Regions from separate parts of the Homo sapiens genome. Here region 1 is linked to region 2. A link is a loop called in an ENCODE intact Hi-C map of the cell type or tissue named here. Cell type or tissue: ascending aorta. All regions are shown on one strand. Each heading gives the region's core, and the rest is flanking DNA. Links, peaks and the distances in the headings are about the cores only. Region 1 has its middle 150 kb from the start of LINC01204. Region 2 holds the start of LINC01204 (long intergenic non-protein coding RNA 1204).

Region 1 (16,537 bases), core at 3,890-11,889, 150 kb before region 2:
AGAGAGAAAGAGAGAGAGAACTGATTCATCAATCATATTTTGGGTGGAGAGGTGAATAAGTAAATATTTAACCTTTAAACATAAGCACTTTGGTATTTGAATCACTTGAGAAATGGAAATCTTTCCAAAACATGACATGCCTGTCTCTACTTTCTTGGGCCAATGATACTCATTTCCAAACTTTCTCTTACCCATGAAACTTATTCATTCATTCATTTTTTCATCTATCCAGCAAATATTAATTTGGCATCTCCTGTATGCCAAGCACTGTGCTCAGCCCTGGGGATATAAAGATACAGAAGATGTAGCCCCTGTCTTCTCCTGCACTTTGAACATAGTAGATATGGCTGTAGATAGATATACTGTTGGGTGAGACTAAGAGGGAGTTGATTCTAACTTGGCTCACAATGGCCTTGCATAAGAAAGTCAATGAAGTCAGCTTTTGTTTTGATCATTTGCTCTCTACACATAATGAATGACTCAATAAAATATGTCCAGTTATATGACCATCTAGGCAATGTGACATGACAGTTTGTCTACAAATTAAAGAAATATACCAAAGACTGAAGCAACTTTTCTCAAAGTATTCTCACAAGGCTAAAGAGACTTTTCTTTTTTTCTTTGTGGTTAAAGGGTCACCTTGGGTGGGCCAACTGAATGGCTTTTGGAGGGAATATGATGGGAGCTGGGCTCAGTTGAGTCAACTCATTCCAAGTCAAGACTCTGTGCCTTTAGGCCCAGGGATGTATAAATTGGCTTATGTTCCTGAAATCCCCTATTTAGCATGTCTCTAACTTGATATCCTTAGAGAAGAGGAGTATATGGCTGGATCTAGAGTTGAACAAACCCCATGAGACTGACTACCATTAACCCAAGTTGCAGGAGGCTGGTACACAAACTAGAACACTAATATGTAAATCTATAATGAGAAACTTAGGTTTTGCTTTTTTCACTAGTTAATAAATTCTATCTGGGTGAGAAGTTCCAGCAGAAGCCCTGGTGTGACCAGAAGGCTGCTCATGGGCAAGGAAACAGAGAGGAGGTGGCTGAATGATTTTAATATCAACTAGCTTCAGTTTCTATAGCTAAATGCAGCAACCTCCAGCCCAGAGACTACCTGCTGCAAGGTCTGGTAAGCTATGTTCATGTGCAAGGGTCCCTTTTCTCCCTTGACAATGCTGAGTAGACACTGCCAATTTTGATCCTGACCCTCCTTTTTGATTCTGTGTTTCCATAATCAACCCCCTTTGGCTATTGCCAACCCTAGTATAACTGAGATTTTTTTTCCTGTTTGGAAATTAACCTTTGAAAAAGCATGATGTATTAATTTCATCTGTCAAAATCTCAGAGTTCTTTTGGTAGCTTTTTCCTGTAGTCCCATGTTCTTGGTATCCCATGTTTTGTTAGCTCAGTGAGACAGCTTGTCATCTGATAACAAAGCAGCTTTGCACCTCATTTAAATGTATAATTCTGAAATAATCTACTTCTGAAAACGTTTTTGAGGTGCCCCAAAATGATCAAAATAGCTGTAAAAGCAGCCTACCTATCTCTTAAAAAACTTTGAGGGCTCAAAGTAAGTGTGCAATGACTGGGGTTCCAGGGTATTAAAATCTTCCAATTTTATGAGAACTTTCAGTTTTACCAGAAGCATTAAATCTACATATCTTTTCGTCTTTGACAGCTTGGCACCATGGATTCACTGGACCCAGCTAGGGTAGAAGTAGACCGATACAACCAAAAAGAACCACTTTGAGCATCATTATAAAACTCTCCAGAAGATAAAATATGCTCAGAAACAGATATTCTGTAGCATTCACAAAAAATATTCTGTAATAATAATTTGAAGACCTTTCTACAGGCTGAAATAGCTTTCTAAGGACATCTATATGTGAAACATCAACACCATATACCTGAGGAATGCAGAGCTCAGGAAATTGGCAGTGCCATCTTTTAAAAACAAGTAATTTACTTAGGCATAATTCCTATACCATGAAATTCACACTTTTGAATTGTATAATTCAGTGGTTTTTATTATGTTCACAGGGTTGTGTAATCATCACCACTGTCTAATTTTAGAGCATTTTCATCAACCCCCCAAAAGAACTTGGTATCCACTAGCAGTCACTCCCCATTCTCCCTTTCCCCACGCCCTGGCAACCACTAATCTACTTTCTGTCTATGGATTAACTTGCTGTGGACATTTTATATAAATGAAATCCTACAATGTGTGCCTGTTATGTCTGGTTTCTTTAAGTTACCATGATGTTTTCATGGTTCATCCAATGTTGTAGCATGTATCAATATGTATCAATACTTCATTCCTTTTTATGGCTGAATAATATTTCATTGAATGGATATACCACATTTTGTTTATCCATACGTCACTGGATGGACATTTAGATTGTTTCCATCTTTTGGCTATTGTGAATAATGCTGCTATGAACAATTGTGTATGTGTTTCTGTGTGGACTTATGTTTTTATTTCTCTCAGGTATATACTTGGGAGTGGAATTACTGGATCAAATGTTATCTCTGTGTTTAACCTTTTGAATAACTGCCAAACTGTTTTCCAAAGGGAGTGCACCACTTTACATTCCCATCAGCATGAATGAGGGTTTCAATTTCCCCATATCCTTAACAATATTTGCCATTTTTATTTTATTTCATTTTATTTTAAAAAACTTATAGCCCTCTTGGTGGCTATGCCATGTTATCTTTTGCCTTTTTAATCACATTAAGTAGAGGAGAACTGTAGTGGATGCAGTTGGTACCCTACCTAAATCTCCTTTGAACTCCTTCCAAACTTATCCCCTTAGCTGTTGACAAATCACTGGTGCCACCTTCTCTGGAGATTTGTCCCTGAAAACCTCTGCCAATGAATGACCAACAAGGGGATACAAAAGGCAGCCCCCATAAGTCAAGGTGGGACTAATTCTGTGGTACCACCTTGTTCCAGAGCTTCCCCTTGTGACCAGATCAAAACTAGTCTCTAGCTGAGACCACATCCTTGTTTAACTCCTCTGACTTCCTGCTCAATTCTACTTTCCTCCTTCCCCTTCTTCCAGGAGCACTCCCCCAACAAATCATTTACACAACAACTCCTTCTTCTTTCTGGCTCTGCTTCCTAAGATGGGAGCTTTAAGCTATTTAAATAAATTAATTTACATATAGACTATGATCAGTTAACATATTCTTTAAATTGTATGTGTATTCCTTTAGAGTTTTTTCAGTTACTGCTGGTTGTTAGTTATTCCCTCCACCATCAAGCACATAATGGAGGGGTTTAATGCCTATGATTTGAAGGGCTAGAGGTTATAGGTGGCTGATTTTCTCCAGATGAAGAAGTTGTGGACATTCTTCTTTCCCATTTTAGGTTGTCTGCCTCTATCTGTCCCTGCTGTTTCTACTCTTCATGGTTATTGTTGCTGAGCATTCCTTCTCAGAACATTGCCTATCTCCTCATTCCACCATCTTCTCTTTTTTTATTGCTTGGCCTCCAAAGCCAGTATCACTGATGTTGAGTACGGGGACATGATTAGAATTATCATGGGGAAATAGACCAATTTCAGCATACTAAGGCTCTCACTCAGATGGAATGTAAACTATTAGGCATTTGTCCAAGTGGTTTCAAAGGAGCAGTGCCTCATCTATGCCAGGCGCTTGGAAAACACTCTGCATATCTCTTTTAAAATGAGCAGATGGAGAGGGGCCTATAGCCACCCTGAAACAGCTGAAAAACTAGCTTTTTGCTCCTAAGTGTCTCCAAAGACCTAGGCTGCATCAATGTGATGCAAATTGGCAACAGGGCCACTACTTCACCATAAATGCAGGGTAATCCTCTGCACTGAGGGGACGTCACTCTGGTTCCATGGTGTGCCCCACGGTTTGGTTACTGGGCTCCCAGGTACCAGTGGGGCAGGCTTGACAGCTGCTCAGTCAGCATGGTTCCTTGGTGCTAGGCTGGTGGCAACATTTCCTCAAAGCACATTCCAACAGGTCCCCTTACCAGCTTGTCATGAGATAAGACTTTTCCATTGCTTGGTGGATAGCTCTGCTGGCTTGTGTTCAGGTGCTGGCCTCCCTTGCTGTTAAAGATTTTGCACAAGGTAGTCCTCACCATTTTAAAGAAACCTTCCTTTTTTTCCTCTCTCCTCCCTTCAAGCTTGGTCCAGAGAGATGGATCTGCTGAATTTGTCACTGCTCTTTGACACTGATTTAGACTGTATATGGCCTTACATAGCTGGAGTAGAAACAGGAGGTAGGATTTTCCCGGTTCAGACCTCGAGGCTCAGGGACTCTTGGTCTGTCCCTCTCCTATATCTAGAGACAGTCGTTTAGGTCTCAGCATGGACCTGCACAGAATGCAGTGAAAAACAAGTTTCTTTTGCTCCTCTGTAGTTTAAGAGTCAAAGATCTCAAGCGACATTCTTGAAAAGGATTCCCCGGTCAGATGCCCAGGGAATGTAGCATCTGGATGATTGCCACAGTTTGCAGGGTAGCACCTAAGGCTGCGCTCTTGGGGTGGGTAGTGTGTGCCTTGGGGCCTATGTGAAAGGCCTGGCTATGGGGGTCCTCGTGTTTCAAAAGCACTCAGGGAAGATAAACAGTAACTGTGTGATCTTTATTGTTACATCAAGGAATTCACTTGAGAAAATTCAGCAGGAATAGAGTTGGCTGAGGACAGAATTTTCGAAACCCTTTTCTTGTTTTCACTGAGCAAAGTCCCAGTTGCAGCAATAGTTTCTGTCATTTGCACTTGAGCTTGGGAGGAGTAGAAGACACTTTGCTAACATTCCAAAAGCCTCAGACAATGTTGGTGAGGGAGAGAGGATGAGGGGCTGTGTGGTGTTGATTTCTTGCAGAAAATGAAATCATAAGAGAGACATACAGAAAGGGCCCTGTGAGAAGAATGCATAGAGGAGATTCTACATGAGTAGTTCCTGCAGCTGGTGCAGCTGAGTGCAGAGGAAAGTCACTTTTCCAAAGGCCCTCATGCTATAGTTGGGGTTACAGTTTCTACGGGAGAGAACCCACAGCCTTCCCAAATGTCTTCTCCTTCTCCTCCTTTGGTTTTTAAGTATCTCTTTATCCCCAAGACTTTGTCTGGAAGATCGACAAATCAATAGAAAAGTTACAAAAGCAGTATAATGAACAATTAGATAGGCATCTTCAATTAGATTTACCAATTGTTAGTATTTTGTGACATTTGCTGAAAGTTAGTTGGAGATATTGTATCACTTTTCTTGCAAATACTTCAGATGGCATTACCTAAGAACAAGGACATTTTCGTACATGCTCTGTACACAATTATCAGACTCAAAAAAATTAGCATTAATACAATTCTGTTATATATATAGATACATAGTTGATGCTATGGGTTGAATTGCATCTCCTACTCCCACCCAAAAGAAGATATGTTGGAGTTCTAACCCTCAGAATGAGACCTTATTTGGAAACGGGATCACTGCAGATGGAATTAGTTAGGATGAGGTCATACTGGGCCCCTAATCCAATATGACTAGTTTTCTTATAAGAAGACAGCCACATAAAGACAGAGACACACAGGGAGAACGCCATCTGACCAAGGAGGCAGAGACTGGAGTGATGTAGCTGCAAGCCAAGGAATGTCAAGGATTGCTGGCCAACTACCAGAGGCTAGGAAGAGGTAAGGAAGAATTCAAAGAAGAGAACATGGCCCTGCCAACATCTTGATTTTGGACTTCTTCCAACCAGAACTGGGAGACGAGAAATTTTTGCCATTTTAAGTCACTCAGTTTGTGGTACAGTATTTTTTTTTTTTACAGCAGTCCTAGGAAACTAATACAGTCCATGATTGCCATAGTTTGTATGTTTGTCCCTGCAAACCTCAGAGTAAAATTTGATGACCAATATTGGCAGTGGGGCCTAATGGGAGTTGTTTGAGTCATGGAGGTGGATCCTCATGAACGGATTAATGCACTTGGTTGGAGGAATGAGAGTTCTCACTTTTATTAGTTCTAATGAGAGCTGGTTGTTAACAAGAACCTGACACATCCTCTCACTCTCTCTTGCTTCCTCCCTCCCTCCTTTTTAAAACTTTTTTAAATTTTTGTGGGTACATAGTAGGTGTATATATTTATGGGTTATATGAGATATTTAGATACAGGCATGCGAAGCATAATAATCAAATCAGGGCAAATAAGATACCCATCACCTGAAGCATTTATCTTTTGTGTTTGAAACAATCCCATTATATACTTTCAGATATTTTAAAACATACAATTAAATTATTTTTTACTATAGTCACCCTATTGTCTTAGCAAATACTAGATTTATTTATTTTTCTATTTTTCTGTACCCATTAACTACCCTTCATCCCTCCCCCATCCCCCATCTATCCTTCTCAGCCTCTGGTAGCCATCCTTCTACTCTCTATCTCCAGGGGTTCAATTGCTTTAATTTTTGGCTCCCACAGATTAGTGAGAAACTGCAATGATTGTCTTTCTGTGCCTGGCTCATTTCACTTAACGTAATGAACTCCAGTCCCACCCATATTGTTGCCAATGACAGGATCTCATTCTTTTTATGGCTCAATAATCTACATTGTGTATATCCGCCACATTTGCATTATCCATTCATCTATTGATGGGCATTAAGTTTGCTCCCAAATCTTGTCTATTGTGAAGAGTGCTGCAATAAGCATGGCAGTGCGGATATTTCTCCAACATACTGGTTTCCTTTCTTTTGGATATATATCTAGGAGTGCTGGATTATATGGTAGCTCTATACTTAGCTTTTTAAGGAACCTCCAAACTGCTCTCCATAGTGGTTGAACTAATTTACATTCCCACCAACAGTGTACAAGGGTTCCCTTTTTGCTGCGTTCTCACCATTTTTTTTGCCTGTGTTTTGGATAAAAGCCATTTTAACTGGGGTGAGACGGTATCTCATTGTAGTTTTAATCTGCATTTCTCTGATGATCAGTGATGTTGAGTGCCTTTTCATATGCCTGATTGCCATCTGTATGTCTTCCTTTGAGAAATGTCTATTCAAATCTTTGGCCCACCTTTAAATTGTATTATTAGTTTTTTACCTATAGAGTTGTTTGAACTCCATAAATATTCTGATTATCAATCCCTTGTCAGATGGGTAGTTTGCAAATATTTTCTACCATTCTGTGGGTTGTTCCTTCACTTTGTTGATTATATCCTTTGCTGTGCAGAAGGCTTTTGGCTTGATGTGATCCCAATTTGTCCATTTTTGCTTTGGTTTTCTATGCCTGTGGGTTATTGCTCAACATATCTTTGCCCAGTCCAAAGTCCTGGAGGGTTTCCCCAATGTTTTCTTGTAGTAGTTTCATAGTTTGACATCTTAGATTTAAGTCTTTAATCTATCTTGACTTGATTTTTGTATATGGTTAGAGACAGTGGTCTAGTTTCATTAATCTGCATAAGGATATCCAATTTTTCCAGCACCATTTATTGAAGAGATTGTCTTTGGTTACCATAGCTCTGTACTATAATTTGAAATCAGGTAACGTGATTCTTCCAGTTTTTTCTTTGTGCTTAGGATAACTTTGACTATTCTAGGTCTTTTGTAGTTCCACATAAATTTTAGGACTTTTTTTCTGTTTGTGAAGAAAGTCATTGGTATTTTGATAGGGACTGCATTAAATCAAGATTCCTTTGGGTAGTATGGACAGTCTAACAATATTGAGTCTTCCAATACATGAGCATGGAATATCATTCCAGTTTTCTTGTGTCCTCTTTGATTTTTTGCATCAATGTTTTATACTTTTTAATGTAGGAATCTTTCACTTCTTTGATTAATTTAATTTCTAGGTATTTTATGTTATTTATAGTTATAGTAAAAAGGATCACTTTTTAAAATATCTTTTTCAAATTGTTTGCTGTTGGCATGTAAAAATGCCACTGATTTTTGTATGTTGATTTTGTATCCTGAAACTTTACCAAATTTATCATTTCTAATAGTTTTCTTGTGGAGTCTAGGTTTTTCCAAATATAAGATCATATCTTCTACAAACAAGGATAATTTGACTTTCTCCTTTCCAATTTGAATGCCCTTTATTTCCTTCTCTTGTTTGATCACTCTAGCTAGGACTTCCAGTACTATGTTGCACAACAGTGGTGAAAGTGGACATCCTTGTCATGTTCCTGATCTTACAGGAAAGGCTTTCAGTTTTTCCCCATTCAGTATGATAATAGCTTTGGGTCTTTCATATATAGCTTTTATTATGTTGAGATATGTTCCTTCTATATCCAGTTTTTTTGAGGGTTTTTATCATGAAGGGATATTGAACTTTATCAAGTGTTTTTCAGCATAAATTGAAATGATCATATGATCTTTGTCTTTCATTCTGTTGATATATCACACTGATTGATTTGTGTATGTTGAACCATCCTTGCACTCCTGAGATAAATCCCACTCGGTCACGATGAATAACCTTTTTAATGTGTTGTTGAATTCAGCTTGCTAGTATTTTGCTGAGGATTTTCACATCAATACTCATAAGTAATATTGGCCTGTAATTTTATTTTTTTATGCATCTTTGTCTGGTTTGGGTATCATGGTAACACTGGCCTCACAGAATGAGTTTGAAAGCATTCCCTTCTCTTCTATTTTTTGGAATAGTTTGAGTAGAATTGTTATTAGTTCTTTAAATATTTTCAGTGAAAAGTCATCAGGACCTAGGCTTTTCTTTGCTGGAAGCCTTTTGATTATGTCTTTTGATTATGATCTATTCAGGCCTTGGATTTCCTCATGGTTCAATCATGGTAGGTTGAATGTGTCTAGGAATTTTTCTATTTCCTCTAGATTTTCCAATTTATTGGCATATAGTTGTTCATGGTAGCCACTAACAATCCTTTGAATTTCTGCAGTATTGGTTGTAATATCTCCTTTTTCATCTCTGATTTTATTTACTTGAATTTTCTTGTTTTTTTTTTCTTAGTCTGGTAAAGGTTTGTGAATTTTGTTTAATTTTTCAAAAAACCAATTTTTTGTTTCGTTGATTTTTTTATGTTGTTTTCTTCATTTCAATTTTACTTATTTCTGCTCCAATCTTTATTACTTATTTTCTTCTATTAATGTTGGATTTGGTTTACTATTGCTTATCTAGTTCATTAAGATGCATTATTAGGTTGTTTATTTGATGTTTTTCTCCTTTTTTGATGGAGACAGTTATAGCAATAGGCTTCCTTGATAGTATTGCTTTTGCCTGTGTCCCATAGGGTATATTGTGTTTCCATTATAATTTCCTTCAAGAAATTTTTCAGTTTTCTTCTTAATTTCTTCATTGACCCACTTGTCATTCAGGAGCATATTGCTTAATTTCCATGTGTTTGTATAATTTGCAAAATTCCTCTTGTTACTGAGTTCTAGTTTTATTCCATTGTAGTCAGAGAAGATGCTTGATATTATTTCAATTTTGTTGAATGTGTTAAGACTTGTTTTGTGAGCTAACATAGATATGTCCTTAAGAATGAGGAAAAGAATATGTATTCTGCAGCTGTTGGATGAAATGGTCTGTAAATATCTATTAGATTCATTTGGCCTATAGTGCAGATTACATCTAATATTTATTTGTTGATTTTCTCTCTGGAAGATCTGCCCAATTCAAAAAGTCCGGTGTTGAGGTCTCCAGCTGTTATAATATTGGTATCTATCTGTCTTTTTCACTCTAATAATATGTGCTTTATATATCTGGGTGCTCCAGGTCTGGATGCATATATATTTACAATTGTTATATCTTTTTGCTGAATTGACACCTTTATCATCATATAGTGACCTTTTTTACCTCTTCTTACAGTTTTTGCCTTGAAATCTATTTTGTCTGATGTAAGTATAGGTATTCATGCTCTGTTTCGATTTTCATTGGCGTGACATATCTTTTTCCATCTCTTTATTTTCAGTCTTTGTGTATCTTTATAAGTGTTCCTTTTAGGCAACTGATCAGATCACTGGATACCTTTTTTTTCACCCATTCACCCACAGTATGTCTTTTGATTGGAGAGTTTAGTCCATTTACATTCACTGTTATAATTGATAAGTAAAGACTTATTCCTGCCATTTTGTTATTTGTTTTGTGTTTGCTTTGCGATCTTTTTCTTCCTCTTTTGTTTCTCCCTGTCTTACTTTTAGTGAAGGTGATTTTCTCTGGTGATTAATTTAGTTTCTTCCTTTTTATTTTTTGTGTGCCTGCTGTATGTTTTTTGGTTTGAGGTTAACATGAGGCTTGCAAATACTATTTTATAACCCATTGTTTTAACAGCTTAACACTGTCTCCATAAACCAACAGATGAGAAAGGAAAAAGAAAACTAATATAAACTCTATACCTTAGCTTTGTCCCCCTGATTTTTTTCAACTTTTTGTTGTTTCTATTTATATCTTGTTGTACTCTTTATGTCTTGAAAAGTTGTTATAGTCATATGTTTGGTTGGGTCATCATTTAGTCTTTCTATTTAAGAATAGTTTACACATGACAGTTACAGTATTATAATATTCTATGTTTTTCCATGCACTTACTATTACCAGTGAACTCTGTACCTTCAGATAATTTCTTATTGCTCATTAACGTTCTTATCTGCCTGACTGAAGTACTCCTTTTAGCATTTCTTGCAGGACTGGGTGTGTTAAAATCCTTCAGCTATTTTTTTTTCTGGTCTGGGAAAGTTTTAATTTCTCCTTCATGTTTGAAGGATATTTTTGCTGGACATACAATTGTAGGACAATAGTAGGATAATTTTTTTCCCCCTTGCAGCACTTTAAATGTGTCTTGCTACTCTCTCCTGCCCTGTAAGGTTTCCACTGAAAAGCCTGCTGCCAGATGTATTGGAGCTCCATTGTATGTGATTTATTTCTTTTCTCTTCCTCCTTTTAGGATCCTTCCTTTATGCTTGACTTTTGACAGTTTGATTATTAAATTCCTGGAAGTAGTCTTGTTTGGGTTAAATATGCTTGGTATTCTATAACCTTCTTTTACTTGGATATTGATATCTTTCTCTAGGTTTCTGACATTCTGTTATTATCCCTTTGAATAAACTTTCTACACTTATCTCTTTCTCTACCTCCTCTTTAAGGCAAATAACTCTTAGATTTGTTCTTTTGAGGCTGTTTTCTAGATCTTATAGGCATACTTCATTCTTTTTTCTTCTTTTTTCTCTTCCTTCTCTGTATTTTCAAATAGCTTGACTTCAAGCTCACTAATTCTTTCTTCTACTTGGTCAATTTTGCTATTAAAAGACTCCAATGCATCTCCTTTCTGTCAATTGCATTTTTCAGCCCCATAATTTCTACTTGATACTTTTTGTTTCGATCTCTTTGTTGAATTTATCTAACAGAATTCTGAATTCCTTCTGTGTGATTTCTTGATTTTTTTTTTTTTTAGTTTCCTCAAAATAGCTATTTTAAATTCTCTGTCTCAAATGCCACATATCTCTGTTTCTCCAGGATTGGTCCCTGGTACCTTATTTAGTTCATTTATTGAGGTCATGTTTTCCTGGATGGTCTTGATATTTGTAGATGTTTATCTGTGTCTTTGCATTGAAGAGTTAGGCATTTATTGTAGTCTTTGCCCTCTGGGCTTCTTTGTCCCCAGTATTCCTGGGAAAGCTTTCTAGATATTCTAAAGGACTTCAGTGTTGTGATCTAAGCCTTACCTGCTTTAGGGCACACCCCAAGCCCAATAACATTGTGGTTCTTGCAGACTTGTAGAGGTACTGCCTTGATAGTCTTGAAAATATTTCAAAACAATTCTCTGAATTACCAGGCAAAGACTCTTGTTCTCTTCCTTTACATTTTCCCAAACAAAACAAATGGATTCTGTCTCTCTGTTCTGAGCCACTGGGAGCTGAGGTGGAGTGACACAGGTAAACTTGTGGCCGCCATCACTAGTACTGTGCTGGGTCAGACCTGATGCCAGCATAGCACTGGGTCTCACCCATGGCCCACTGTAACCACTCCCTGGCTACTGTCTATGTTTTCTCAAGGCCTTGGTGCTCTATAATTAGCTGGTGTTAAAGCCAGCCAGGCATGTGTTTTTCCTTTCAGGGAAGCAAGTTTCATCAGATCCTGGATGGGTCCAGAGGTGCCATCTGGTAACCAGGGACCAGAGTCAAAAATCTAAAACGTCTATCTGGTGTTCTATTGTACGGCAGCTGAGCTGATGCTTAAACTACAAGATGCAGTCTTTCCCACTCTTCCTTCCCATTTCCAAAGGCAGAGGAGCTGCACCCATCAGCCAATGCCACCACAGGCCTGTGAAGAGTACTGCCAGACTACCTTTAATGTTCTCTTAAGGCTCAAGGGCTCTTCAGCCAGCTCATGATGAATACTGCCTGGCCTAGGAATCACCCTTCAGTGCATTGGGCTCTGCTCAGGCCCAGGTCAGGTTCAGAAATGCCATCCAAGAGCCAAGTCCTAGAATCAGAGACCCCAAGTACCTGCTTGATGGTCTACCCACTGTGGCTGAGTTGGTACTTAAGGTGCAAGACAATGTCCCCTTTATCTTTCCCTCCTCTTTTCTCAAGCAGAGGGAGTCTTACCCCATAGCCACCAGAACTGGGAATATGCTGAGTTTCACCTGATGCCAGCAAGTCTCAGAGTGTCACTCAAGGCCCGTGTTGTACTACCTGGGTATCACTGCTGATTGTTCAGGGTCCAAGGGCTCTTCAGTTAGCAGGTGGTGAATTCTTCAAGACTGAGTCCTTCCCTTCAAGTTAGTGGGTTCCCTTAAGGCAAAGGGTGTGTCTAGATGTGTCATCCAGGAACTAGGGCCTAGAAAGATGACATGGATCTCAATTGGTGCCCTATCCTATTGTGGCTGAACTGGTATTCAAGGTACAAGACAAAGGCCTCCCAACTCTTCCCTCTCCTATCCTCACACAGAAGGAAGGGGTCTCTTTTGGAGTCACAAGCTTTGAAGCCCGGGGTTAGGGGAGGGTTGAGTCCAGCACTCCTTTAGCTGCTCCAATTTGTGTCTTAGGAGGTCACATGCCCCCTCAGTCCACTGGCTCTGGGCCCAGGTCAGTACTAGGACTCATCTAAGATTTGCAGTCCTTGTGGCCTAGACAGCTTTTCAAGTTTAGGTCCCCAGAGCACTTTAGCCCATGGTGGCAAGACCTGTAGGACCTCAAGTTCTGACAGCTGGCATCAGTGATTTTCCTCTGGCTAGGACTGGTTTAAATGCTCCCTCCATGGACAGGTGTCAGCTGAGTTTCTGCTGGTTTTACTTTCTGCAATAACAGAACAGCACTGAGCTCATTGCCACACAATTGCTGCACTCTCCCTCTCCCCAGCACATGGAATCACTCTCTTCTCTATGCCACCACTGCTCAGGAATGGGGAAGGGGTGTTGGTGGTGATTCCAGACTCTTTTTGTGATCTCTTCAGCGCCTCTGTCAGTGCTATGAAGTTAAAACAAGGTACAATGCGTGCTCTCCTGATTTTTCATTCTTATGAAGGTGCTTTTATCATGTACATAGTTGTTAAATTGGTGTCTTTGCAGGGGTATAATTGGTAAAGCCTTCAACGCCATCATCTTGCTCTGTCTCCTGCTTCCTTTCTTGGCATGTGATCTTGGCACATGTTGGCTTCCCTTCAACTTTCTCTATGAGTGGAAGCAGTATGAGACCCTCACCAGATGCAGATGCTCAATCTTGAGCTTTCCAGCTATCCAGCGTCATGAGCCAAATAAATCTTTTTTCCTTATAAATTACCTAGCCTTAGGTGTTCCTTTATAGCAACACAAAATGTACTAACACAATGTTCAAATTTCTATTTTAGATAATGACCTTTATTTAATATTTGCATAGCTATTTTTTGGATGGAGGGTCTAATTAAGAATCTCACCTTGCATATAGTTGTCATGTCTCTTTATCTTCCTTTAATATAGAAGAGTTCTTCTCCAATATTAATTTTTTAAAATATTACAGGACAATTGTCTTATAGAATGTCCTACAATCTAGATTTGTATGATTGTTTCTGCTTAATTTGATTTAGATAAAATATTCTGGGCAAGATTTCCACATATGTGACATCAGTGCTTCTTCCACTTGGGAAGCAATTTATGTCAGTTTCCCCCATCATGGGTAGGGCCAAGGTTTGATCATTGGATAAAGTGGTACTTTCTGGATCTTTCCATTGTAAAAGTTCCTCTTTCACTTTGTAATAAATAAGTGGTCTTTGAGTTGATACTTTGAGTCTCTATGTCCTTTCTTAAAGCCTGTCTCAGCCTTAAAGTACTCATCAGGAAACACTATCCTTCCCTCCACAATTTCCCAAATCTTGATTACTGAGATTCTCTGCTTTGCTTTTATATCATGCTTCCACATTTAACAATAAAACAGAGGTCCTTATCTCAGAGAGAGCTGATGTATGGTTTATACTTCAGAAAAAGAATATGGATATATGGAATACACAAAATGAGAGAGGACAAGAAGAAGACTGTGAAAATCCTTGAAATATAGGAGAAAGGGTAGGAAGTTGATGGCAAATACATCCATAAATGAAGCTTTTTCTCATGGAGGAAAAAAAAAAACTACAGACATAGGCATCACCAATGCTTCTAGGTCATGACCCTCAAAATTGCTTTCCTTGGCCAAGGGAGTAGAGCACAGCTTCTATAGACTTTGGAAGTAAACAGAAGTGGTCTGAAGCCTGCCTTCTTTTCTAGTACTGGTGCCAGATCCAAGATCAGCCTCTCTGAGCCTCAGTGACTTCTTCTGTAAAACTGAAACAATAATACTTTGTCTCATATTTATAAAGTCTGCAAATATAGAGTGAGTGCATGTAAACTTCCTGGCATGCAAGAGGCTCTCAGTAAGAATTTGTTACAATACCAGTCCCTTAACCCATAAACCTTGCCAAAATAAGAATTATGCAGTTTTCTCAATGGGCAACTCAAGGAAGCAAAAACCTCACCTCAGCAGATTTGAATCGAATATTTGAATTTTCCCTTTGAGTTCTTAGAAACTTTCCGAATCGTATTTCACAATTTTTTTTTTCATTTGTATAACTTCTAGTACTTTCTGCATGTGATTTGGTTTTAAAAGATACAACATTACCTTTTATGGTTGTTATGTATAATTTTTGTTGTATTTTATATGTTCTTGTTGTAAATAATGATGTGAGTTATAATTGCTACAAGCAAATGTGAGTGGCAGTTTAATGCAGGTATTAAGAGAGAAGGCATAGGGTTCTTTATTCTTCACTTACTAGCAAGACCCTGAGCAAGTCACAGACCTTTCTAAACATGTTTTCTCATTTGTAAGATAGGGACAAGAATCACAGCTACTCATTGAGTTTTTGAGAAATGTTAATTATAAACAAAAAACACTTAGTAGACTACTTATAGTAAGCTCTTAGTTAACGTTGGCTGTTATTATTTCTGTGGTTGGAATTTCTGTTCTGTGTTCATTTTCTCTTTAAGCAAACTAAGTCTGTCTATTTGATGGAGGCAGAATTAAGGGCATGCCAGAGTTATGGGGACTCCCATTCAATAGAACAATGAAAGGTTTCTTGAATCTGAAGGGGTCATCTTTTCAGGTCTTGGGCTGTGTGGGGACATTTGAATCTTTAGGTTGTGTACAGTTGCATCACCTTCACATAGGGAAAGCTCAAGTTGAAGCAGTTTTGGTGACTTTCCTTTCCATATGGAGTCTTACATATTCGCCCTTGTGTATGAGTCCCAGATCATCCTGCCAGATGAGCACCCACATCACAGAGTTGAATGGATGCAGAGTTGAGCTGCAGTTTGAATCCCAAAAGCGGCAGTCAGCACCTCTTGCGTGAAACCGAAAGCTGGAGCCTCATTTCCTGAAATAGATTGGTATTCTAGCTTTTTAATCTGCCAATCATAACACACAATTTGCAGCTAAAAATTTAAAACTAAAGTGTGTCTATGCATAAAAAAGCTAAACAATCATCCTTCAAAATGTGAAGGGTAGTTATTTGTGGGTGGAGGGACTAACAGTGATGTTTTGTGTTATTATTTTTTGCAGATCTGAATTTTCTGATTTCTTAAAAAGTAAATATGCTGCAAAGGTTATTCTTAAGTGACTTTGTAATGGATTCAATATGGGAGACGTGAGACTTCTAAGAGAGTTTGAACGGGTGGAGCTGCTCTGAAAGATGGGACAATTACTAGGTTAAAAGGTGAACCCTCCAGGTATGGCCTCACCTGGAAAAAAAGCCAGCTCCAGCAGGAACTCTCACCAAAAGATGAGGGATGGGAGTAGCCTTTTCTTGATTTTTTGAAAAGTCTTTGTAAACAGAATCACTCTAAAAAGAATTTTCAGGTGCTCAATAGGACTGGGAATAGGCTTAGGCAAGCCAGGTGCCTGGAGAGAAAAATGCATGGAGGTGTCATTCTCAGGTACTGACCCTATGAAGAAGTTCAGGCATCTTTTCCAGCACATGCCTGAGAGTGAGTGCTGCCTTACACTTTGCACCCTGGAGACCTCACTTGCCTCACTCTAGTCTGTCCTGGTGCCAAGAAGAAACTCCTAACTGACTGACCCCACGGAAATGAGCCAAGTC
Region 2 (16,537 bases), core at 3,012-11,011:
TTAGGTACAGACTTGAGGGGAAATACCTTGGGTCAATTTTGGACTAATTAAATAAAACTTGTCTTTGAGACACCCAAGAGGAGATATCCAGTACACATTTAAATATGTGTCATATAACAGATGCAATGGTTAACATTTCTTTTAGGACTTCAGAGGAAGAGATGAGTTAACATATTTCTCAGCTCATTGAATGTTAATGTCATTGGTTTACACAAAGCCCCTCTCTGGTAGTTATTCTTGTATGTATGTATGTATGTATAATTACTCATATGACATTTCCATTCTTCCCTTTCATATGCAATCATTCCAATATGTTTAATATATATCTTTTGGCTCATTAAGTGTTCTCCCAAAATTTGTGTTATTGTTTTGTGTTCAAGTTTTCTGTGTGGTCAAGAAAATATTGTATCATATGTGTTTACACACATACACACCCACAACACACACACATCTGAGGGGTTCTCAAACATCGCTGCACATTGGAATCACCTGTATAGCTTTAATCTAATGTCTCACTTGCAGCTCATACCAAAAAATCAGACTCTATGATGGGACCCAGGCATTATAGTTCTTAAATTACTCCAGATGATCTCAATGCACAGCCAAGTTTGAGAACCGGTGATATATATATCATTCTATTTTTTTACTTTTTTAAAAACTCAGCACTGTTTTAAAGATCTGTCCATGTTTCTCCTTGTGTATCTAGTCCAGAGATCAGCAAACATTTTTTTTTGTAAGGGATATCACATAGTAATCATTTTTGGCTTTGCAGGTCATGTGGTCTCTGTTGCAACCCAGCTCTGCTGTTGTAGTGTGAAAACAGCCATAGATAATACCTAAAGAAACAGACATAGCCATTTTCTACTAGAACTTTATTTATAAATTATTTATAAACAAAAAGACAGAACCAAGAGGTGGGTCACAGTTTGCTGACCTCTGATGTAGTCATTTGTTTCCAATTACTGGGGCATCTCCATGGGGTGCATCTACTACATTCACCTATCCTCTCTTCTAGTTAGAGGTTAGTTTGCTTCAAATTCTTCACTACCACAAGTTATTTGCAATGAATATGAATCTGATCATCTACTCGTATCCTTATGGCCCCATATAATAAGTTATTTGGGAATTTCTGGACTATAGGGCATCAGTAACAGTAACTTTGACTATATAATTCTAGGTTTCTCCAGAATAGCTGTACCAGTTTACACTCCCACCAGCAGAACATAAGAATTCCTGGATCCTCACATCCATACCAACACTTGGCATTATCTAGCTGTCTAAATTTTGCCAGTTTAATAGTTTAATTTGCATTTCTGATTATAATATTTTGCTTCTTTGTGTGATTATCTGGTTAATAACTGTCTCCCATAAAATTCTATACATACTCCATGAGGGCGAACATCTTATCTGGTTTTGCTCACTCTTATTTCCAGTGCCTAGCGTAAGCCTTGCACGTAGTAAGTGTCCCATAAATATTAGTAGGACAAATAGGCAGATATGTGAGCACCTCTGTGTTAGTCATACAAAAACATTCATTTTTTATTGATAGGTTTGAACTGGTGACTTGAGAAAAGGGAACCTGTTTTGAGTAGCAGGATTCCTAACCTCAGGAGGACTTATACTTTGGGAAAGAGGGCAAAAGTATTCATGTATTCCACTTATTCAAAAAATATTTCAGCATTTATGCTATGTTCCAGGCATTATGCACAATGGTGAGCAAGACAGCTACAGTCCTACCCTCAGGGAGCCCACAGTGTGATAGAGATGTCAACTAGTTGGGCAAAATATTGTCATACAGTGAGAGGAATGGTTTGATTGGGTAAGTATCAGATACTCTGGAGGCTCTTAGTAGGTGTCCCCTAACATAATCTATTGGGAGTTAGGGAAGACAAGCACAGTGAAAATACAAGATGAATCCTTATGTATGCCCAGCAAATTTCCCTGGCAGTAGGATGTTAAAAAAAAAACTCAGGGACTCATAGAAGAGAACAGTAATATTCTAGCAGTGTTATACAAACAAGCTTAGATGTGTCTTCAAGATGTTCTGCAAATAGTGGAGTGATTTAAAGGAATTTAAGATAATTATACTTAAATCCCCTTTCTCCAATTGTTCTATTTTTGACTCCTAGAGAGGAATTGCTGGAGTGGTTCTCTTTCACTTTATTAGCTGTAAAATAAACATCTCCAGATGCTCAGAAATGTAAAGGCTACCATGCTTCTTTGGCCAATGGTTGATATGATTAGTAATGAATACAAAATCTTCAGTAAACCATAACTGATCTTTTGCCATTTTGAAAGTTTAACTGTTTGGGGAAAGTTTTGGATTCCTGCGAAAAGCAGATTTGAAATTTAATGGCTTGAATTTGCTTATTGAGCACTCCCTCATCCTCACCACTTATATACACACGCTGAAGAGTTTCACTAAGTATTATCATGGATTTAAAAATCTACGTAAAGTCCATAAAAATCTACAGTTTCTAAACAACAACAATTACTTCAGCTATCCTTGCTTATTCTTCCTACTCTTTCTGCATCATTTATTTTCATCTCTCCCTTCCTATTTTTTTCCTTTTTCCCCCACTAACAATGTTAGGAGCAAAGACTGATATTTATTTATTTATGTTTCATTTTATGATTGGAAGAAAGCCGCAGGCATCTGGTCCACACCCCACATTGTTAGAGACAGAACTTGGGTCCAGAAGGTTAACCAACCTGTTTACAGTCTCACTGCCTGTGTTTATTCTCAGTGGTGGTGGGGAGGTGACGGGGAGAATCAGGATAAATAGCAAAGAACAGTTCTAGATAAGGTAACAAGTGTTAGGAAAACTACTAGCACAGAAAATTAAAAGCAACAACAAAGAGCACATAGATGGCAGTGTTCCATCAACCCTCTATATTGTCTTGCTTATCTTTGAGGACTGCCATAGAATAAATAGTTCTTGAGCCCTACTACACTCAGGACACTGTTGTGGGCATGGCTAAGTGCTGATGTCTTCCCTGGTCTGAGGGTTATTCTCTGTTACCACTCCTCCGTTCCTGTCCCATACCATTCTTTGCCCTTCTCTGTCCTGCTCTGTGATCTTGGAGGAGGATCCCCATGGACTGCATCACCAGACTTCCTTACCACCACACCTTTAGTTGAGCTCAATCAACAGAGGCACAGGCATGAGATAGGACAAAAGGAAAACAGGTAGAAGTATTTCTTTCCACCCCTTCCTTCTCAGACAGCAGCTGAGATCTTCTATGACTATAGCACCATTGTGCACCCCCTTCCCTCCTCTATGTGACAGCTTACAAGGGGCTCTGTTTTTTCCTGTGTTCTCCTCAGGCTTTCAGATGGTAAAGGCTTCCTGCTGTGCTAGTCTCTGTGTGCCTCAACCCTCTTATTTGTTCTTTTTTTTTTTTAATTTTTTTAGTATTTATTGATCATTCTTGGGTGTTTCTCGGAGAGGGGGATTTGGCAGGGACATAGGACAATAGTGGAGAGAAGGTCAGTAGATAAACATGTGAACAAAGGTCTCTGGTTTTCCTAGGCAGAGGACCCTGCGGCCTTCCGCAGTGTTTGTGACCCTGGGTACTTGAGATTAGGGAGTGGTGATGACTCTTAAGGAGCATGCTGCCTTCAAGCATCTGTTTAACAAAGCACATCTTGCACCGCCCTTAAGCCATTTAACCCTGAGTGGACACAGCACATGTTTCAGAGAGCACGGGGTTGGGGGTAAGGTTATAGATTAACAGCATCCCAAGGCAGAAGAATTTTTCTTAGTACAGAACAAAATGGTGTCTCCTATGTCAACTTCTTTCTACACAGACACAGTAACAATCTGATCTCTCTTTCTTTTCCCCACATTTCCCCCTTTTCTTTTCGACAAAACCGCCATCGTCATCATGGTCCGTTCTCAATGAGCTGTTGGGTACACCTCCCAGATGGGGTGGCGGCCGGGCAGAGGGGCCCCTCACTTCCCAGACGTGGCAGCCTGGCAGAGGGGCCCCCCACCTCCCAGAAGGGGTGGCCGGGGGGGCGCCCCCCACCTCCCAGACCAGGTGGCTGCTGGGCAGGGGCACTCCCCACCTCCCAGACCGGGCGGCCGGGCGGAGACGCTCCTCACTTCCCAGACTGGGCGGCTGCTGGGTGGAGGGGCTCCTCACTTCTCAGACGAGGTGGCTGGGCAGAGGCGCTCCTCACTTCCCAGACTGGGTGGCGGCCGGGCAGAGGTGCTCCTCACCTCCCAGACGGGGTGGCGGCCGGGTAGAGGTGCTCCTCACCTCCCAGAGGGGGCGGCCGGGCAGAGGCTCTCCTCACATCCCAGACGGGGCGGCCGGGCAGAGGCACTCCCCACATCCCAGATGATGGGTGGCCAGGCAGAGACGCTCCTCACTTCCTAGACAGGATGACGGCCGGGAAGATGCGCTCCTCACTTCCCAGACTGGGCCGCCGGGCAGAGGGGCTCCTCACATCCCAGATGGGCGGCCAGGCAGAGACGCTCCTCACTTCCTAGATGGGGTGGCGGCTGGGAAGAGGCGCTCCTCACTTCCCAGACTGGGTGGCCAGGCAGAGGGGCACCTCACATCCCAGACGATGGGCCGCCAGGCAGAGACACTCCTCACTTCCTAGACGGGGTGGCGGCCGGTCAGAGGCTTCAATCTCAGCACTTTGGGAGGCCAAGGCAGGCGGCTGGGAGGTGGAGGTTGTAGCAGCCGAGATCACGCCACTGCACTCCAGCCTGGGCAACATTGAGCACTGAGTGAGCGAGACTCCGTCTGCAATCCCGGCACCTGGGGAGGCCGAGGGGGGCAGATCACTCGAGGTCAGGAGCTGGAGACCAGCCCGGCCAACACGGGGAAACCCCGTCTCCACCAAAAAATACAAAAACCAGTCAGGCGTGGTGGCGCGTGCCTGCAATCCCAGGCACTCGGCAGGCTGAGGCAGGAGAATCAGGCAGGGAGGTTGCAGTGAGCCGAGATCGCGGCAGCACAGTCTAGCCTCGGGAACAGAGGGAGACCGTGGAAAGCGGGAGATGGAGAGGAGGGAGAGGGGAAGACCGTGGAAAGCGGGAGATGGAGACAAGGGAGAGGGAGAGGGAGAGGGAGCCTCTTATTTGTTCTTATAACCCAGTTGTGGTCTCTTTAAGTTTCTTCATTTGAACTTTCTGAGTTGAATTCTGTTTTCTATTGGGATCCAAACTGATAGGATGATTCCTCTATCTTACAGTACTTTCATTGATAGTACTAGATGTAGAACAGTACTATAGAAATTTAGAGAATGAAGAACAAAAATCTTGATCTTACAACCTCATTGCAGAAATGGGAAAGACATAAATACACACACAGGGATGTTAAGTCCCCAAACCCAATAAACAAGAGAAGAATCAACCCCATATGTACAGAGACAGGTGCAAGATGCACACAAGTAGGAAAGTGGGGAAGATAAACATGTTTCTCTGAGCCTCTGTTCCGACCACAGTGTGATTCACAAGTGCCTGCTTGTGCTGTGAGCTCTCCCATAGGGCAAGATCATCATAACACAATGTCACCCCAGGGAGTGCCCACATTTTAGCTTGCTTGTTGCTGGGGAAAAGACTTGCTGCTTTGTGTTTCATTTGATGAAGGTAATGCTTCCTTATCAGAAATTCATTCCATTCTAAGGTACTTTATGTTTTCCTGTTTCTCCAAAGTCTGTCATTTCCTACATGGTGTATATCTGTTTCCCTTTGTCATGGTTTAGAGGAAATACCACATTTCATGAAGATTTCATTTATGAGAAGGAAAAATAGCAGTTTTAATACTGTAAGTATTTTGTTGTTGTTGTTTTCTGAAGCAACGTAGTGAATCTCATGCATGATGGGCCAATGCTCCTCTCTCTGTGACTTCCTGGGGCATGTGCCCATGAACTGGGTGATGAGCCTCTTTGCAGACAGATATTGTTCTTTCATTTTGTTTTTATACAGTGGGGTGTATATCTTCAGCCACTCGTAGCTTAGTGCATTTTCAGTCTTGTTTTAGCCACTGGGCTAAACTGAAGCACAAAGGGCTCTTCATAATATCTTCCCATTATGGATTTGGGGCAGGGGGGCCTTACAAACACTTTTCTGTGGCTGTGTTTTGGATGGGCCCAGAAAAGCTCATTTCAGTGGTGTCCAGGGATACGTTGTTAGCAATCACTCAAGAAAGCCCACAGGGCAAAAGCTCTTGTAAAGCATTAGGATTTTACTTCTCTTAAATTCTTCAGGTAATATAAATGAGGAGAAAACTCTGGGAAGCCCCAAAGGAGGGCCTCTTGTGTTACTGTAATATACACAAATTTAATTTAACTGCACTTCAGAATTCATTTATTCATTCACTTAACAAAAATATATTAGGCACTTACTATGTGCCTGACACTAAGCAGGGTATGAACAACATTTAAAGTCAAAAAGGAATGGCCTTGGCCTTGGTCCTCAAGAAGTTTATAGCCCTGTGTCTTATCTGTTCACTACCATTTAAAGGCAACCCCAGAAGACAAATAACCTTCTTGGACTTATTTCTTAAGTTGTTCCACTTGTTTTATCACAGGCTATAAAAAGTGGTATTGTACATTGCAATTTTATCTTCTTTATTTTATTTAAACATTACAACTACTCTGTGAAGTCAATCCAGTTAGTATAACATCCTCCATTTTAAAAGTTAGGACTGAGATACTATGTAAGCCCAAAGATTTACCCTGCAGTCACAGTTGAGAGAAGTCAGGCCCTGAACCTCACTTGAGAAAAGCCTTTGCTTTCTCCACTTTACCACTGTCTTGTACCTGGCCTCTGTTACTATTTTCTCGATGTGTTAATCTTGTTCGTCACCTAGAAGACCTTAAGCTGCTAAAGGCTCAGTGTCATATATTCTTTGAACTACTCAAAACATTTAACACAATGTTGAGCATATTGTTAATCCATATGGATTGGGTGTATTGATTTAGCAAAATTTAAGTTAAACTTTGAGATATGATTGAGAGAACTGACAAGGTAGTTCAAGCTCACCTCTCCAGGACCTACATATTTGAAACAGCATTGGCATTGACTTCTTCCTTTCCAAATGACATTCTTCTGGATGGGTTTAATTTACTGTGGGTTAGGATAATTGGGAGAGGATGAGACCACTACCTGGGAGAGTTAATGGCTGAAGATATTACTCATATTCTTCATTGGAAGTTAATGCATGAGTAATTCTCGAGTGGCTTAACCAGGCCCTAGATTTCACTGGGGAGATTATGATTTTAATTTAACATATCCTGCCATACAGTGTGTGAAATATGCAGCCAGCAGCGATCGCTATGAGATGAAAGCCCAGTTGTGTTTATTTTAAGAGACTTGTGGTTCTTTGCCAAAGCCAACATTCCTGGGCAGTGAATAGACTGAGTGAATCATTCAAAGTAGGTGAGAGGTCACAAGCCTGAAAAAAAAAGAAGAAGAAAGCTGAAAGCTTTTCCTGTCAAATAGCAACCTTTGAAAAGGCATTTATAAAGCAAAATCTATTATGGAAATAGGTCTTTTCAAGATGAATCTTCTGCCTGTAAATCCTAAAGAATTCTTCTTTAGCTCCAGATAATTAGCCCTGTTGTTGTTCACCTTTCCTGGAAATCAGGGCAGAGAAATACTCTAGTTCCTATCTCTGGCTCTGGACAATATGCCCTCATTAGAGAATAGAACAGTATCCATGTTCTTTTTTTTTTTTTTTTTTTTTTGAGATGGAGTCTCGCTCTGTCGCCCAGGCTGGAGTGCAGTGGCACGATCTCGGCTCACTGCAAGCTCCGCCTCCCAGGTTCACGCCATTCTCCTGCCTCAGCCTCCCGAGTAGCTGGGACTACAGGAGCCCGCCACCACGCCCGGCTAATTTTTTTTTTTTTTTGTATTTTTAGTAGAGACGGGGTTTCACTGTGTTAGCCAGGATGGTCTTGATCTCCTGACCTCATGATCCGCCTGCCTCGGCCTCCCAAAGTGCTGAGATTACAGGCGTGAGCCACTGTGCCCGGCCAGTATTCATGTTCTTGAGGGCAGTATAGACACTTTATTTGTGAGAAGCAGGCTGGCATACTGCCCATGACTTTAATGAGTGTCAGACAAATCTTCATCACCAACACTGGATTCCTTATGTATCAAGCATTATGGAATATCAACAAGGGCCAGGCATGACATTAAAGGCTCAGGATATGACAACTATTTATTAAGCACCTACTGTGTAGCAGGCATCTATTTAATCCTCTCCCATCGAATAAGATGGGTATTCTAAATTTCCACTTAGCAGATGAGGAAACTGAAGTTTGTGGAAGTGAAGTCACGTAGTTGGTTAGTGATCAAGATAAGATTCAATACTGAGAAGGAAGAAAAGAACCCTTTCTACTACCACCAACAAAAATAGTGGAATAAAAAAGAGTATGCAGTTCATTCTCTGACTATATGAAATGCAACTTCTATCTTTATATGAACGACAAACAACGAACAAAGCAAATCCTGCCATTCACTATACCGTAGAACATCAGGATGGAAGATGCCTTCTGTGAGCCCAGCCTTAAGAGAAATCAAAAGGAAACAAATCACAAAAGATACACAAAGTTGGGCCTGTGAGTGAACAGGGCCGGAAACTTGAACTCCAGTGACATGACATGCATAGCAGAAATCCATCCCAGTTATCCCTTGAGATATTCCTTGAGATGAAATGCTGGAGCTTCCAGAGGCTCCATTGAAAATACAGGGCCTCTGGAAGGGGAACTCAATAGGCTGTATCAGATTTTCCCTAAATTGTTTCATTTGGTAATTAGTCATCATCTTATGGAGCAGGAAGAACCTGGCTGAGGGCCCAGTGGGATGAATCCCAGTGGGATAGACTGGCGCACCTCACTGAAACTGGGTATGATGGAAAGTTCTGGGGCAGGAACAATTTAGGGAAAGCAGTTCCAGGTGGAGGGCAGTCCTTGGGAAGCAGGAAGGCTCCTTCTCAGTGGTGGGGTACAAAGCTCTAGAAGGGAGTCTCAAGTAGAAAGATGGAAGTTAAATTCACCAGAGCTCATCTGTGGGGGCAACAGTGAGGGTGAGCAGTTGGGGAGCATCTTTTAAAGGTTCACATCTGGGCTGTCAATTGAGTTTTGGTGGTGATAGGGTGTGGATTGTGTGTTCACGCACATGCAGGTAAAATTTTCTTTTAATGAATATTTTGTCAGAGCCTTCACTTTCCCTTTTATTACCCTTCAGTGGATACGTTGGGGAACATATACTGGAAGAGGCTTTTGAGAGCTGTGCTTTGTGGGAATATTCTTGGCAAGCCCTGAGTGTAGACACGGCCTCAGCTGATGATTCTCCAGGGAAACCTGGGTGTTCCCTTCATTTTCAGGTGGGGGATTTGGAGACAACACAGACCTCTACATGAAGGACTGATGCATGTGTATGTTCAGGAGGGGGTTGGGGAAACATTTGGGGGTGATTTTCCTCTGGTCCCTTATGGCTTTGGTGGTACCTCCTGTCTTCCTTTGTTTCTCCCCATCTCCCTGACCACTGTCTCCCTAGCCCCCATGCCAGATTGATGGAGGTAGCATCTTTTGTGATTTATTTTCTTTTACCCTTTCCTAAAACCTAGCTGATTGAAGACACTGCCCCAGTCATTTCCAACATACTCTGCTGCCTCTTCAGCCTGTCATGGGCTCTCCTGATTCAGAGCAGAGGTGGATACTGGCAAGGGACAGGCAGCCCCTAGATGAAGGTTGAGCTGATGGTGGCTGCTTTTACATAGTTTGGAGAACAGGTGAGAGAGAGGAGGGCAGCAGTCTCTGGTACAGAGCCCTGGAGGGGACAAAGGAGCAGCAGCCACAGCACAGCCTGTGGGGAGGGAAAAGGAGAGGGGATTGTGAAGCTGAGCATCTAGCTTCTAGCCAACCTATGAACTACAGAGCTGGCTGTAATCAGCTCCATACACACTGCTTCTTCTTAGAGAACATACAAAGCAAAGCATGAATGTAAGTTGATCATATATATAATTATCAATTATGTATTTAGCATTTGTTTATGTATTTAATGAACACACATAGGATTGACTGTATCCTAGGCGTTATCCTAAGGGCTTTATAAATAATAACTCACCGAATTCATCACAACTATATGAAGTAGTACTAACATTATCTTCATTTTACAGATTAGTAAGTGGCAGAGCCAGATACAAACCCCCAAGAATAATGTACTTTGCTACATTACGTCTTTTGCTAGCATGTCAATGAGAAAATGAAGGAAGTGCCTAGCACTAAATATACCATGTAAAAATAATAATTGTCATTATTATTATTATTAGCTAGTGCTCCACTCCTATAATACTTGCAGATGGCTTAAGCACCTGTGAAGAAACAGTTTAGCACAGTTCCAGCTCTGGAAGCCTCGGTTCAGATATTGATTCTACTACTCATTAGCTGTGAGATATTAGACAAGTTACTTAATCTCTCTATGCCTCAGTTTCTTAATATGTAACATGGAAATGATAATAGTCTTTGCCTTGTCGGTTTGTTGTGCATATTAAATAAGGTAATGTTTGTACAGCACTTAGAAAAATGCCTGATACACAGTAAGTGCTCAGTAAATACTTGTTCATGTTACTACTGTTTCAACTGAATTAAATTAATTTTCATTTTTCAGAGCTTCTTTTCATTTAGTCAGTCACTTATTTCCAGAGATTTCCTGGTGATGTTGCCTCACATTTATTTGTGGAAATGCCAGTATGTTTTAAGCTTGCAGGTGAGTTACTCCATTTAATTTTGAAGTTGCTGGGGCAGGTATTGTCCCCTTGTAAAGAATGTGGAAACTGAGGCCAGAGAGATGAAATGACTAGATCAAGCCTATATAGCCAGTCATGGTAGGTTTTTGACTAATATTCCAGAGCTCTTTCCAACATATGCACACCCATACCTATCCCCCTACCCACACACAGACACACCCTTGGTCTCCCTAATCTGGTGTCGCCTGACCTAAATTCTTAAATCTCTTGCTGTCCACATTAGTAGAGACCTATTTTCTCCATGTGCTTCTTTGGAAGATGATGAAGAAGTAACCCTCTATAGACTCTGCTCCCTCCTTCTCCCCTTTTCCCTCCATTTCACATTTACAGCTTTAGGGACTCACTAAAGCCTGCTTTCAGGGCTAAGAGCCAGACCATTTCCTATGTGGGATTTTCAGGGAATGATAAAGGTAACAGGACTAGAGACTGCTTTATCATGAATGTTGTTTTTTATGTCAATGCTGAGCCCAAATCATGGACCTCACATTTAATTTTTTAGGCAGTAAGTTTGGACTAAATCCAGAGCTTGGCCTTTTACTTTCAGCACTAAGTAGAAGAGATATGAGGGCTGATGGATTGGAGAGGCCTAGTTGGAGAGTGACTGGAGGGGCTGGACTTGGCCTTGTGCTGCACGGAGATCTGCCTTGAGATCCAACCAAGGACTCTGGGAGGAAAGAGAGGTTTGGGTTTTGGGGATATGCCTGTTGCTTCTAGGAGGGCAACTGGGGTTCCCTTGCATATGGTTCCAGATCAAGTTTCATCTCTTTGGCCACAGGACATTTTCTTAAGCTCCATGGCTGGGTAGTTGCTGCCTGGAGAGGAGGTGTTTGCTATAAGGGCCTCAGCACATGGAAAGTCTGCTGCATTGGTGTCACCCTGTGCTCTCCAACTAGCCCTTGGCCCCTTATGCTGCCCCCATCCCCTGCTTTCTGACCAGAGTCCTCCTCAAAATACAAATCTTCTTATATCCTCACTTGATATAAGAATAACTACTGTTGAATAACTACTGTTATTGAATAACAACAGTATAACTTGAATAACTACTGTTCTCTGGATCTAGCTTTGTGTTTTCTAACCTGGTAAGCAAATTCTCACAGGGCTTTGTGGTCGTCAATGATCATGGATTTTAATGTCACCTTCCTCATGTTAGTCAGAGTTTTCTGGAAGCAAAACCTTACCTGAAAAATTGAAGCTAATGATGGAATTTCAGGCACTGGTATAGACCCCAATGCCTTTCAAATGATTCTACCCAGAATGCTTACTCTTCTGCCCACCCATAGAACCAACTCTGAATTCCTATGTAATCAAAGACATAAGCTTTTTTGATGAAAACCCTAGAAAGGTAGTACAATGTGGTGGTTGGATGTTCTCACTCATAAGTGGGAGTTGAACAATGAGAACACATGGACACAGGGAGGGGAACTTCACACACTGGGGCCTGTCGGAGGGTGGGGGCTAAGGGGAGGGAGAGCATTAGGACAAATACCTAATGCATGCGGGGCTTAAAACCTAGATGACGGGTTGATAGGTGCAGCAAACCACCATGGCACATGTATACCTATGTAACAAACCTGCACGTTCTGCACATGTATCCCAGAACTTAAAGTAAAAAAAAAAAAAAAAAAAAAAACCAAAAACCAAAACAAAACCAAAAAACACAGGTACTCACTAGGAAAAAAAAAGATTAATTATTCTTATGTAAGCTGTCTTTACGTAATAAAGCTAAATAAGTGAAGTGAATCCAGGTACTACTTAAATTTTAAGGAAACACTTTCAGAAAAAAAAATGTGGTGGTTAAGATTAAGGATCAGGGAAGTGAAATGCATCCCACCTTCATTTACGTTTTTCAACCCATTCTGTCTAGTGTGCGCCACTCCATTCTCCCTGGTCTCCCTGATTATACATTGTTTCTTTCCAGTTTCTTCAGGCTTGACCCCATGGTCAGTGACGGGGACTTGGCACAGGTAGGGAACAATCTCTCTGTGTAGCTTACTAGCAGGCTTCATTGCCTGTGAAGGTGCTCAGTCATAGCCCATGCAGCAACTCTGCATGGTTAGTCTGCTGCTGAAAGGATGCCTGCTTCTGCATCACGATAGAATTTAGTTGTGGTTAAAGATCCCCCCAGTCTTGAGATTCTGTGAACCTTCCTGCCTCCCACCTCTCACCTTCACCAATGACTGGCCCTCCTGAGTGAGGCTGACAATGGAATGTGAGAGGCAGATGCTGAAGTTCCCTCACCCTTCTCTTAAGCACTGTCTGTGGAGATGAGAGGAAGTTCATGATGGAAAGTCACCTCAGCAGTGAGTGGTTTGGGAGTAGTAAGTAGTATTCGTTTCAAATGCCAAACTTAATTTGAAAAGGTAGCCTCATAATGAATGTCACTGTGCATGGGAGTGTTCTCAGGGATGACTCCATTTTTCTGGGATGACAGGTGGGAAGAGCCACCCAGGACTTAACAATGACGCTTCTGTGTGACAGACTGGACAGAAATCAAGCATTCTCCTGAGGCCATGACTTTTATGTTTGTCTCATGAAGTCTGAGAGAGGCAGTAGATTGGAAGAGGGGGAGTTACATGCCACAAGCAACAGGGGGCAATCTGTTCAGCGATCAGGGAGAATGGAGTGGCAATAAATCCTTGCCTGAATGCTGCGGACAGGAAAACCATGCCCCAGATGGCAGCATAAACATTCCATTATGCATCAGATGCTTGGCAGAGGACATTTGGGTCCTTGCTTTCTTCCCCAGGCATCAGAACCTTCCCTCTGAGGGCCCACAGACAGAAGATAAGGCCAGATGCCAGGCCCCAAAGGACAGGCAATGAAGCATAGTAAAAAATGGGGGCACTAGGTGAGGATTTTAGGTCTAGTCCACTGTTTACCAACTGTGTGACCTTGGGCTGGTCTTTCAATCTCTCTGAGCCTTTCTGTCTTCATCTGAAAGATTATGATATGATTTCTACTTTGTAGGGATACAGTGATGGCTAGATGAGCATCATAGGTTGTGTTCTGCAGAAGTAGAGCTTGCAGTAATAATTCTGTGCCAATGATTTATTAAGAACGTGCCCCCAGGGGAGATCAGTAAGGCAGTGGGGGAAGTAAGACAGGGGTGAGAAAGAAGCTAAGCAAGTCTCAGCTTCAGCTTGATCCTGCAGGAGAGCTCAACAGGGTACATTATACACTCAATTAACTCAACTTGGAGGGTGTTGGCTTTCCTATTCCAGTCAGTTACCAGCCAAAAGCCTGAAGGTAAGGGGTGGTGGTGAATGTAAACTCCCAGGCATTTCCAGTTCTCCGTATCTGAGGGATGGCTCCAGGTTTGGTGTGGGCTGTTAGAAGCCAAAGGACGCTGAAGCTGGGAGAGGAGTTCATAGAAAAAAAATATAAGGAATAAAAGGATCTGGACCAGAAACTAAAAATTACAGTGTCTAAGGGAAAAGCCATTTCTTTCTTCCACTAAGCACACTGTACTCTGTCCTGGAATGAGACAGAGAATAGACATACTGAATGGTCCATATTAATCCCTTTCAGAATCGCCTTCACTGTGTGGTGCTTCATACTATGAAAGACCAGCAAGGAAAGACATCTAGAAACACATCGTATTAAGAAACATTAGGTTTGTTGAGCTAGTTGCCACAAAAGAGAGAATACAGAGGAATCCTAAGGCCCTTGGAAAGAGGGAGCAGGCAGGGGCCCCTCATTGGGATTAGGCTTACTCCAAAAGATTCTCAGGAGGAATTAGGAAGCAGGGACCAATTATGGATTGGACGCTCTCAAGAAGCAGGGGCAATTTTGTGTTTGGGCATCTCAATAGTTTTTATACAGAACAAATAAGGCTGGAGCTGTCACAGGTAAGGGAACAGCAGTCACTCATGTTATTCAGAGAAGGAGAACGTTTAGTTATTTTTGTGATTACTGGGTGGCTTTATCTTTATCTTGTTCCAAATATGATCATGGAATGGTCTTGTCCCAGCACTGTTTATGTTAGTTGAGAACATCATGGTCTGGCTGCCAGCAGGACCATTTCTCACTCTCTCTGGTTGTCGGCAGGGATGTATTTTATTTCCTTCCTCAATGGCATATACTTTTTTCTCATCAAAGTTAAAAGAAACAGCCCTGCTAGTTCTACAGCAGCAGTACAAATTCTAAGGAGCATGCTAGCCCTTGTGCCACCTGGAATATGGCACAAAATATCCCATAGGAATTTCATTCAAAATTTAATACCAAGAAAAAATATCTACTTAAGGAATGATAGTCTTTCTTCTTCATGATAGCAAGGTCTAGGCAACACATCCTACTTTTTTCTTCTTCGTCTGCCTTTTAGGATGCCCAGAGCCATATTTGAAGCTCCTTTGACCTTTTTGGTTTGCACATATGCAGTCAATTTTCTCCCTGATATTAATTTTCTATTTCTATTTGGCTATTTTTTTGTTGTTGGCTTCTTCAGATCAAATTGGTGAAGGAATGAATAAATTCTGCATTAAGCCATGTTGCACAGCTTGAAGCGAACACAAAATTAGATCGTGCATTAGTTCCCAGTTATTTTATGAATGTAACGTGCCTCTCGTAATTTAAGAGGAGAGCATCTATCTTTTCTTTCTTCAATTTCCTTCCTTCCCATAACATAGCACAAAGAAATGTTAAATAGATATTATTTGGAAACTTTGTTTTTGATGGAAGATAGTTTGGGGATTCTTGCAGGCAGACAGTAGAGGTCACCATGGAGCTGTGCATGATGGAGCGGCCTCTCATGGACCTGGTAATTTAGCTGGATCGGTCTGAAATTGCATGAGGTTTAATCATTCAATTCAGATGAGTATACTTTTTGCTCTGGTCATTCAACAGACAGCACTTTGTGATGGTTGCCTTCATGTCACTTTGCTAATACAGTTGTTTGGAGGAGAGAAAGCAGCTTTTATATATTGTTTATTGAAAAAAAAAAATCCATCTTAAGCACTAAGGAACTCTGGGAAAAATGGTTACAAAATGTGTTTACTTAAATATTGTGAAACGAGGATGGAAATTCGCAGTGCAGGGTATTTGTCATCTGCTCATGACTAGCAGATGGCCGCCTCCTCCTCATCCTCCTTTGCGAGCCGAGTGACTCACATCTTACAGGGTGTGCAAAATGAAATTTCGAAACTCTCCAGAGTAGAGGTGGCAGTGCCATAACTCCATGCAGGAGGAGTGTGCCAGCCAGATTACTTTGCCAGCCAGCATGCTGCCAAAACTTCACAAAATGTCTCTCATTGGAAAAAAAAAAATGCGTTTGGATGTCTCTCCACACATGTTCAATCCACCATCTCTGAAAGGATACAGGGTATATTTCAGGCTGTGGGGAAGCCTGTGTGGGTGAAAGGGAGCAGGTGGTCTGCCGGCCCGGAGCTGGGTAGTAATCATTTCTACCAAGGTGAATCACAGAAGATGGGCTCACCTGTTTTGGCTTGTCAGCCCCAGAATGTTTGCAGGTCTGCCTCCAGCCATCAACAGAGCTGTCATATGCTCTAATAAATAAGAGATTAAATACAGTTTAAAGAGATACAAGTCATTTACGTTCAAAGTTTTTCTTTTTCTCTTTTGTTTAATTAAAAGAAACTCCAGATCTGCTACACCAAAAAATAAAGGCTGTATTACAGGCAATTGTACTTGTTTTAAAAATAGAGCCCTGCCAGTCAGGTGGACTAACAGATAACTTGATTTTTAGCTGCAGATTCTACTTTCCTTCATCTGATAGCTAGTCACCGAAGATTTCTCCCTCATC

What was found. Peaks named below come from ENCODE experiments on the same cell type or tissue, not always from the same donor. Only the 100,000 strongest peaks of a DNase experiment are listed, where the experiment ranks them.
Region 1: a loop joins it to region 2, with 2.2 times the contacts of the local background. A loop is called at or near these places in 1 of 110 quality-filtered maps.

Annotation. Positions count from the first base shown.
Region 1 is chrX:45,348,048-45,364,584 of GRCh38, forward strand. No RefSeq gene overlaps it. Among named protein-coding and RNA genes, the nearest start is that of LINC01204, 150 kb to the right of the region's middle. In ascending aorta, for the core only: no CTCF peak of the experiment used is centred there; no DNase peak of the experiment used is centred there; H3K27ac peaks cover 813 bases.
Region 2 is chrX:45,499,857-45,516,393 of GRCh38, forward strand. LINC01204 (long intergenic non-protein coding RNA 1204) reads left to right here and starts at 5,532. Exons shown (of 4, transcript NR_104644.1): 1 at 5,532-5,609; 2 at 10,641-10,739. RefSeq lists an enhancer at 6,638-7,837. In ascending aorta, for the core only: no CTCF peak of the experiment used is centred there; a DNase peak (open chromatin) is centred at 7,325; H3K27ac peaks cover 1,835 bases.